2 separate regions of the Homo sapiens genome follow, and region 1 is linked to region 2. Evidence: chromatin contacts called from ENCODE Hi-C or POLR2A ChIA-PET data. All regions are on one chromosome and are shown on one strand. Each heading gives the region's core, a stretch centred on a gene start or an enhancer-like site at or near the end of the contact. The rest is flanking DNA. Distances are from core to core; before and after follow the strand shown.

The links. Hi-C counts contacts between places; a loop is a spot of excess contacts on that map. ChIA-PET counts read pairs that join two places held with the same protein, here RNA polymerase II (POLR2A). Pooled maps may share reads with other maps.
Region 1: a map of CD8-positive, alpha-beta T cell shows a loop between it and region 2 (21-fold over the local background). The contact joins the promoter of NBPF12 here to the promoter of CHD1L in region 2. A Hi-C loop is called at or near these places in 3 of 168 maps with a recorded cell type or tissue (CD8-positive, alpha-beta T cell, MCF 10A and chondrocyte), 6 of 37 single-sample maps with no recorded cell type and 14 of 50 pooled maps. POLR2A ChIA-PET finds 5 or more read pairs at or near these places in 1 of 52 experiments (activated CD4-positive, alpha-beta T cell).

The regions. Positions count from the first base shown.
Region 1 is chr1:146,936,892-146,941,728 of GRCh38, reverse strand. It overlaps NBPF12 (NBPF member 12), which reads right to left and starts at 3,405. Exons shown (of 37, transcript NM_001278141.3): 1 at 2,717-3,405.
Region 2 is chr1:147,240,892-147,245,483 of GRCh38, reverse strand. CHD1L (chromodomain helicase DNA binding protein 1 like) reads right to left here and starts at 2,800. Exons shown (of 23, transcript NM_004284.6): 1 at 2,654-2,800. The coding sequence starts at 2,780. RefSeq lists a silencer at 2,349-2,968.

The DNA.
Region 1 (4,837 bases), core at 2,156-4,655, 300 kb after region 2:
AGGCTGGAGTACAGTAGTGTAATCTCGGCTCAATGCAACCTCCGCCTCCTGGGTTCAAGCAATTCTCCTGCCTCAGCCTCCTGAGTAGCTGGGATTACAGGTGCCCGCCACCACATCCAGCTAATTTTTGTATTTTTAGTAGAGACGGGGTTTCACCATGTTGGCCAGGCTGGTTTCATACTCCTGACCTCGTGATCCACCTGCCTAGGCCTCCCACAGTGCTGGGATTACAGGCATGAGCCACCGCACCTGGCCAGGCATTGATTTCTTAAACAGGACACAATAAGCAGTAACCATAAAGGAAAAGATTGATAAAGTATATTTCATTAAAATTAAGATACTCTGGCCGGGTGCAGTAGCTCATGCCTATAATCCCAACACTTTGGGAGGCCGAGGCAGGTGTATCACTTGAGCCCAGGAATTCCGTATCGGGCTATGCAACATGGCAAAACCCCATGTCTAGTAAAAATACAAAAAACAGCTGAGCATGGTAGTGGTCTCCTGTAGGTCCCAGCTACTTGGGGACTGAGGCAGGAGCATCACCTGAGCCTTGGGAGGTCGAGGTTGCACTAAGCTGTGATTGTACCACTGCACTCCAGCCTGGGCAACAGAGTGAGATCTTGTCTCAAAAAGAAAAAAAATTAGAGAATCTCCATTCATGAAAAAACATCATTAAAAGAGTGAAAACGCAAGCTGCAGATTGAAAAAAGAGAAATGCAATCCATATATATCCTAGAAAGGATGCATATCCAGAATAAAGTATTACAAATCAACAGAAAAGCATATCAATGAAAACTGGATAAAAAGATTTAACAGGCACTTCATGAAAGAGGACATATAAATGGCAATAAAAGATACTCAATCTCAATACCAGGAAAATGGAAGTTGAAACCGCATTGATATATTACTGCACCTCTACGAGAATAACAAAATAATTTTTAACTGACAAGCATCAGCAAGGATGTGGGGTAACTGGAATATTCCCTGCTACCTGATAAAACACTTTGGGAAAATGTTCAGCCATATGTAATACTAAAGTTTTATCATTCATATAGCTCTAAAACCAACAATGCCACTTCTACATATATACCCCAATATAGTAATGTTCTATTTCTTAATCTGTGGTGGTTCATTTAGTAAAAACTCATGACCTGTACTTTTTTTTTTTTTTTTGAGGCAGGGTTGCACTCTGCCATCCAGGCCAGAGTGCACTGGCACGATCACTGCTCACTGCAATCTCAACCTCCCGGGCTCTGTTGACCACACACAGCTAATTTTTGTATTTTTAGTAGAGATGGCATTTTGCCACGTTGCCCAGGCTGGTCTGGAACTCCTGGGCTCAAGTGATCCGCCCACCTTGGCCTCCCGAAATGCTGGAATTACAGGTGTGATCTACCACGCCCAGATCACCTGCACGTTTAAAATTGTGAACTTCTTCTGTATACTTCAGTAACTTTTCGAAGATTTCTTTGACACAAAGTTCTCAGAAATCTTAAAGCTAGCATTTTAGAATAGAAAAAAAAAGAGCTTTTGGTTCACTGGTGAAATTTTACTAATTAAATTCAAAAACAAAAAGAAAGCTATTAATGCATAACAGCTCAGAACAAAGATTAAAAACCACCAGCACATCAGTTTTCCTTAACTTCGTGAAGCAGTGGGATTCATTCTTTCGGCAAAGAAAGGATGAACAACACTGTAACTCAAAGAAAAGATACCACTGCAAGAAAAGGCTTTTTTTTTTTTTTAGAGGGAGTCTCGCTCTGTCACCCAGGCTGGAGTGCAGTGACAAGATATCTCCGCTCACTGCAACCTCCGCCTCCCAGGTTCAAGCGAGTCTCCTGCCTCAGCCTCCCGAGTAGCTGGGACTACAGGCACCTGCCACCACTCCCGGCTAATTTTTTGTATTTTCAGTAGAGATGGGGTTTCACAGTGTTAGCCAGGATGGTCTCAATCTCCTGACCTCATGATCCGCCCGCGTCGGCCTCTTAAAGTGCTTCTTTCGAAAGCAGCTCCACCAGCAAAAGGTAGGAAGAAAGCGAGGAAACCATTCCTCGCTTGGTTAACTCTTGGGTGAAAGGACGCCAAATGAGATAATCTAAGAAGTCTCAAAGAAAGACAGACAGGCACAGAAAAATCACAGCAACTCTTTGGACTGCAAACACCAACACCACAGTCCAACCTACCAGAAATCCTGTGGTTAATTGGAGGCTTGCCCCGCTAGTCATGAGGTGATTCAGTGATCGCTACAAACGCTCCTCACATGCATCCTGGACCTGGCACACCTGGCTTGCCCATCACCAGCCTGGAGACACCGCCAGGAGCAGAATCCCGGAGGCCAATAAAGACCCCAACTTTGCAAGTCAGGGGCGCGAGCGCTCTTGCCCAAGTTCCCAGAAGGAACGGCCTCGAGGGTGGGGTGCGAAGTCAGTGTGCTCCACAGGACTTCCGAAGACGTGCCCCCGAAGCTGCTCCGTCCCTCCACCCCCTGGGATGCCACAGAACACCCGCCAGGGAGTTTCTTCCCCAGCGCCCACGAGAGGAGGGCTGTGGGCTGCAGCGGCAGGCGAGGAATCAAGCGCAGGGAACTTAGGCCCCGGCGGAGCCCTGCGGAGCCCGGCAGTGCCCGGCGCAACCGCCCCGCTCGCGTAACAAAACTTGCGGCGGCCCAGCGCGCCGCGCCTCAGCCCAGCTGTGCGCCCGCAGGTCCCAGACTCACCTGCCGCCCGGCCTGGCGCGGCGCCCTCACCTCCGGAACGCTGGGTGGACTTCGCAGTAAACTTGAACTTCCCATCCAGGCTGCAGCCGTGCCGCCGTACCTCGGCCCCGCTCCTGGCGCCGCAGGTCGCCCGTCCCGCGTTCCCAAAATCACCAGGCTCACTCAGAAGCTCAGGCAGCCTCGCGACCCTCACCTACCCCTCCCAGCACCGCCGCTATCTCAACCGCCGCCCAGCAACTTGCTTGCGGCCCGCTGGCTCCTCAGGGTCCGGATGGGCCGTGTCAGGAGAGCCCAAGGCACAGGCGCAGCTGGGCCTTAAAGGGACCCGGCTGCCTCTACCGCACAACGGGTTCGGGCCGCGGGCGGAGAAAAGGAGTAATGGAGGACGGAGCGCAGCTGGGCCTTAAAGGGACCCGGCTGCCTCTACCGCACAACGGGTTCGGGCCGCGGGCGGAGAAAACGAGTAATGGAGGACGGAGCGCAGCGGGGACGGGAAAATCCCTCTCTCCCCTCCGCCTCTCTTTCAAAGCACCAGCCCTTGACCCTGCAATTCGCCGATTTCCCCGGCCACTTGAACCGCCCCTGCCAGGTTAAAGAGGCGGGAGACACACCCCCTCGGAAGCCTGGAGCGACCCCGCCTTTAGGACTGCAGGCTTCGCGCTGCCGCACCGCCCCATAGTCTGACTTCCGGGCTCCGCCCGCGGCGCAGACGCACAGGAGTCGGAAGGCAGCCCCCAGCTCCCGCGAGAGGTGGCCTTAGGTCACTCGCAAAAACAATAACCAACGTGTCAATGGCACTTGTATTTATTTTCTAATTTAAATTTATAACAGATTTCGCAGATGGGCTTCCACTGAAATAAGCCTTTGAGAAAAAGAAAAACTTTTTTTTAACAAGATTAGGAAATACCAAGAAATATGAAGTAAAGCCATGCCATCTACCCAGCTAAAAACTTTGAAAACTTGAAATTTTATCTAAGGCAAATGTTTGCATAATTTTAAGTCGTGCCATTATTTAAAGTCAATTTCAATTAACAATTTCATTGCAACTAAATACATCTTCTATAAGAAAACTAAGATACATCCCTGATAATCTACCTTTCCCCTCCTATATTCCGTCCATCAGCAAATCCTACTGGTTTTTACCTTCCAAATTTTCCTTGAATCTGTCCTCTTCTACCTCCTCCATCACCACCCTAGTCTAGGCTACCTTCACCTGGGGAGTGGGGGTGGAGGGACTACTGACCTAGTCTCCTTGTGGTTTACCCATATCCCCTTTATCGCCTCTCTAATCTCAACACAACAGGCAGAGTGGCTTTTTCAAAATGTAATGTGACCCTGTCACTTCCCAGCCCAAACCACTTCCCGTTCTCTTAGACAAAACCTCCTAACTAACCAAGCCCTGAATGGCCAGGCGCTTTGCCCACCTCTCCATGTCTTCTTACAGGTCAGACCAATTCCATCCTGCTCTCTCTGCTTCAGCCAAACTGGCCTCTTTTATTCCCTATTTACTCAGCTTCCTGGACTCCACAGAGCTTTTGCTCATGCTTTGCTCTGTGCCTGAAGATTCTTCCAACCCTCATCCTTCTGACGACAGCTGTAGTCTCCACCTCTGAGAGGCAACTTCTGACCTCCCTACGGTGGTCCCTTACTCCCATCACATTGCATAAAACTGTAATCAAGTGGTTATGTTGGGGAATCTACCATCAGCTCCGTAAGTCCAGGATTTGGTTTTGTTTGGCTCATGGTTGTATTTCCACATTTGTGAAATACATATTTGTTCCTAAATGAGAACGATAGATGCTAGAAGTTGAAGTAAATTTGGCATAAAGTCAGAGAAAGGTAAAATGTCACAATCTGATATTTGGAGGCAGAATCTAAAAACTTCAGTTATATCAAAACTGATTTTATATCGTTTTAGGCTGGATTGTTGCAGGGACTCTTTGGGTAATCTTTAAAACTGAGTTCTCAGAGAGCCTTGTATAAACACCTGAATTAATAATGATAGCCCTGGGATGGTCCACATAAAACGAATAACATTGGTTGCTTCAAGAGAGGAAGACCGAGCCAGGCACAGTGGCTCATGCCTGTAATCCAAGCACTTTGGGAGGCCAAGGCTGACAG
Region 2 (4,592 bases), core at 1,551-4,050:
GTATGGACACACCAAGGAAGTATCTACCTCCACGACCTGGAAGCCAGGAACCAACCAGGAGGCCACGGTACTGTCAGCCCCAGGGACCTATCAACGCAGCCACAATCCATGATAACAAAATGAATGCTCTGTACCCTCCCACAGACCCATGAGGTAGTAGCTAAGTGGGAAGCGGAAAATCCAAACCCCTCTGTGTCCTTCCCCTCACTTTCCCCTTCCAAATCTCCCAGTCACGTGCCTGGCTAAAGCCAAGTCACGTTTACAACCAAACTACAGTGGGGTCTGGGAAAGGTAGTCTTTAGCTTTTTAACCTCCAGATGTAGATTCTTTTGCCCTTCTGTCAGGGAGATGACAAGTAGTGAAAAAGCAAGCAAAACAGCAAGAAGTAATAGGTCTGCATATTCCAGAAACAAAAAGGTCCTAAGGTAACTTCATGATCCAAAGATGAATATCCAAATGTCCATCAATATTGGTAACCAAATAAACATTAAATTAAACAATACGATAGCATATTAACTTCTCAAATTAGAAAATACCAGTGTTGCTGAGAGTATAGAGAAATAAGCAAAAATTTTGCATACTCTTTATTCTAGAAATGGTACCTTTCAGGAATTAAACGTCCATACCTATAATAAATATTTGGTTACAAGGATATTTATGTTACTTACAATAGCAAAAAAAAGAACCTAAATACCAAGAAGAGGGACTGTCTAAACTATGGTACATCCATATACTGAAAAACTGTAACCATTAAGAATGATGTTGAAGAAGACTGAATGATAAGGAAAAAAAGTTATGATTTCCCAAAAAAATGTACATGAAACTCCATTTTTCACCTTCCCCCTCCACCAGAAAGTAAAAGAAATTATACAGGATAGAGAACATGTTAACAGTAAGGAGATTATGGAGATTAATATTTATTTTCTTTATGCATAGGCTATTTCCCTGAATGTTTTACTGAAAATACGTACTACTTCTGTAACCAAACGAAAAAAAAGTAGTAAGAATTTTTTTAACCAACTCATGAAGAATAGTTTCTCATAACACTAGTTTATTCTGGTAAACAGAAATAGAAATTACAAGTTATAATATTCAGTAGCCATTCCTTTGACTCTGCTTTTCTATTTTCCTTCTCCACTACCAATTTATCCAAGTTGCCACATTTGCCTACTTAATTCTGAATTTACTCACTCCATTCCATCCACTCAAACTTGCAACCTCTTGTCTCCTCATTTTCACTAAAACACTTGCCCATATGTACGTTTCTCCTGGCATATTATCCACAGCTAAGTATCAACTGGCACACTTTTCTGAGCCCTCTCTCACACAAGTTCTTAAAGAACCATTCCCAACACTTGCAAGGAAATAGGCAAACCCACAAACATAAACTTTCGTTAAGATAAAGTCAAACATAAAAAGACCAGTCTACAAGCTCATACTTAAAACTGGATACATACTCCTTACAGCCACACATTCTTACAGACTCAGGGAATCAAGGAGAGAGGTCTTTCTCTTTCATGTCAGCGTCCTCTCCATTCAACTTCATCTTTCAGTCTTCTAAGCTGAACACAGAATTGCACCTTTTGTTTCATTCCTAGAATGACAAACCTTACTCTTTCGTGGTACTGAGCACTTAAATAAATTAGTTTATACTTTTAAATGCACTCTCACTAGTCTAAAACTCTAGGTAGGAAGGGTCCCTATTTGTTTTGCTCATCTTTGTAGCCAATGCCTAAGAATACGCTCCCAGTAGCATTCAATAAGTAATGAATAAACGACTGTATTATTACTGATGCATGATTCTGTCAATACAGTCAAAGCACACACTACGTTCCCAACTTATAAGTAAGGAAAACGAGGCTGGGGCGGTTCAGCGGCGAGTCAGCGCAGACCCAGGAGGAGAGCGGGGTCTCGGAGCTGCAGGAAGTACGGTCAGCCATGCAGCGGCAGGGCTGGGGGGCATGCAAGGTTCGCGCTTTGCAGACTCTCCGTAAGGGCTAGTGTCAATAAATCGAGTTACGTGCGGTGGTGAGCGGACAAGCTAAGTTGGCATATAGTACGTGGTTCAGTCAGTATTTATGAATGACTCAAGACACAAAAATAGCTTCATAAACAGTGCTTTGCTTGAGTTTGTCCGCTCACTACCGCACGTAACTCGATCCGGAGAATTAATCCGTGGCGAATTCTCCAATAACTGCGCGCGCACAGTAAACGGAGAAGCTGAAGCTGGGAGATGAGTTGATCGTTTTACAGAAGCAACCAATAAACTCCCCAGGCCGGGACCCAAACCCACCGGAACAGCAACTGGAAACCTACATCCTTGGTGCACCAGGCCGTCCAACTCTTCAGCGGAGGCCTGCAGGTGGCGCTGATCTCACCACGTTTCCCCTCCACAGGCCAGGGGCCAGGCCTGGCTACCGGGCCCGCGACCTCATTCATCTGGCGTCCGCCGGCCCCGCGCGCCGCGCAGGCGGGGGCCGTGGCCACCAAGCCCGGGCGCAGTTTCTCTCCGCCCACGGCAGGAGCGAAGGAAGGCCCTGGCGCGAGCGGGTAAACTGCCCACCGGGCGGCCCACCCGCTGCGCCCCCGGCCCGCAAGAGGCAGTCCCAATAGGTTGGCCCGCCTGGCCGAAGTCCGCCCGGAGCCCGCTCACCTGTCAGCCCCCACTGCCGTAAGTCCTGCTCCTGCACCCGCGCCGCCTCGGCTCGGCCCTCAGTATGAAGCCGCAGTAAGAAGCCAGGGGCTTGGCCCCCGCGGCTAGTAGCGCCCGCGCGCTCCATCGGGCCGGTAGAGGCCCCGCCCCGCGCGGCCAAGCGCGCACCTCCCTCCCAACTTCCCAACGCGCGGGGGCGCGCGACTGCGCGCTGGGGCCCACCTACGAGCGAGGCGCCGCCAGAGGGCGCGTCCTGCCAAGATATCCGGAGCGGAGCTGGTGCAGTCACCCTTCCGGACAGGCAGTTCTTGCAGTGCGGAGCGTGGAAGGGCTGCCCAGTTCTCACCAGTCGTGCTTCTGAAGCGCTAGGCGTCTGATCACGCACAGGACGTCTGATTGCCTGAACTGCCCGTCAAGGAGGTGGCATGTGTTCATCATTCATTTATTATTTAATCAACATCGACTATCATGTGTCAGACACTCCGCTGGGCCCTGGGGGTTCTAGAAGTAAGACTTGTTCCGTGCCCTCCAGTGATTCACGATAAGATCAAACTGTTCTTGTTCGGTTTACCTAGTGATAAATTGATTTAGTCCCTGAAATCCCTTTCTTACTGCCTGTGACCTGTAGGCCAAAATTGGGAACCTCTGAATAGTAGTAAATTAAAATCACCAAAGACGTCATTGTGGCAGTGGGTATCTCAAGTGCATTATGGGGAGCAGATTGAGGCAATGTGTTCAGTTAGGGGTCACCGTGACTCAGCATCAGCTTTGAGTGGATTTATGATGTAGTATACCACTAATATAAATATGATAATAACAAAATAGCTGCATTTATTGATGAAGTTCTGGGTGGTGTCCTAAGGGCTTTAAGTATATTTTCTTATTTAACCTTCACAATAACCAATAATTAGGTGTTATAATTGTCCCCACATTGTAAATGAAGATATTGGGACTTGTAATGGTAATTGGCAGTACTGGAACAGGAACGATATTATTCTCTGGCTAATGTCATTAGAATAGTATTCTCATTTAGGTTAATCTTGGTGCTTCCTTCTTCAGTAAACTCATGTTAAATTTGTACCCTCCATTCTCATCTTCCTCTAAAATAAAAGGGAGAAATTTGTTCTGAGCTAGAAAAGGGATGACTTCAGATTGGTTTATTCATAAAAACTCAAGCAAAGCACTGTTTTATGAAGCTATTTTTGTGTCTTGAGTCATTCATAAATACTGACTTTCATGCGCGTCCGTGTGAAGAGACCACCAAACAGGCTTTGTGTGAGCAATAAAGCTGTTTATTTCACCTGGGTGCAGGTGGGCTGAGTCCGAAAAGAGTCAGCGAAGGGAGATAGGGGTGGGGTCGTTTTATAAGATTTGGGTAGGTAAAGGAAAATTACAGTCAAAGGGGGTTTGTTCTGTGGCGGGCAGGAGTGAGAGGTCACAAGGTGCTCGGTAGGGGAGCTTTTTGAGCCAGGATGAACCAGGAAAAGGACTTTCACAAGGTAATGTCATTACTTAAGGCAAAGACGGGCCATTTAAACTTCTTTTGTGGTGGAATGTCATCAGTTAAGGCAGGAACCAGCCATCTGGATGTGTACGTGCAGGTCACAGGGGATATGATGGCTTAGCTTGGGCTCAGAGGCCTGACACTGACTGAATTACATACTATGTGCCAAGCACTCTATGGTACTGAAGATAGAGGCCACTTATCTCCTGGATCTTACATTTTAAAAGGAGGAGACAAGCAATAAATAAAAATCAGGTAGTGAAGGGGTGGCCTGCCCCTCCACACTTGTGGGTATTTCTCGTCGGGTGGAATGAGAGACTTAAGAAAAAAAAGAGACACAGAGACAAAGTATAGAGAAAGAAAAGTGGGCCCAGGGAACCGGCGCTCAGCATACAGAGGACCTGCGCTGGCACCAGCCTCAGTTCCCTTAGTATT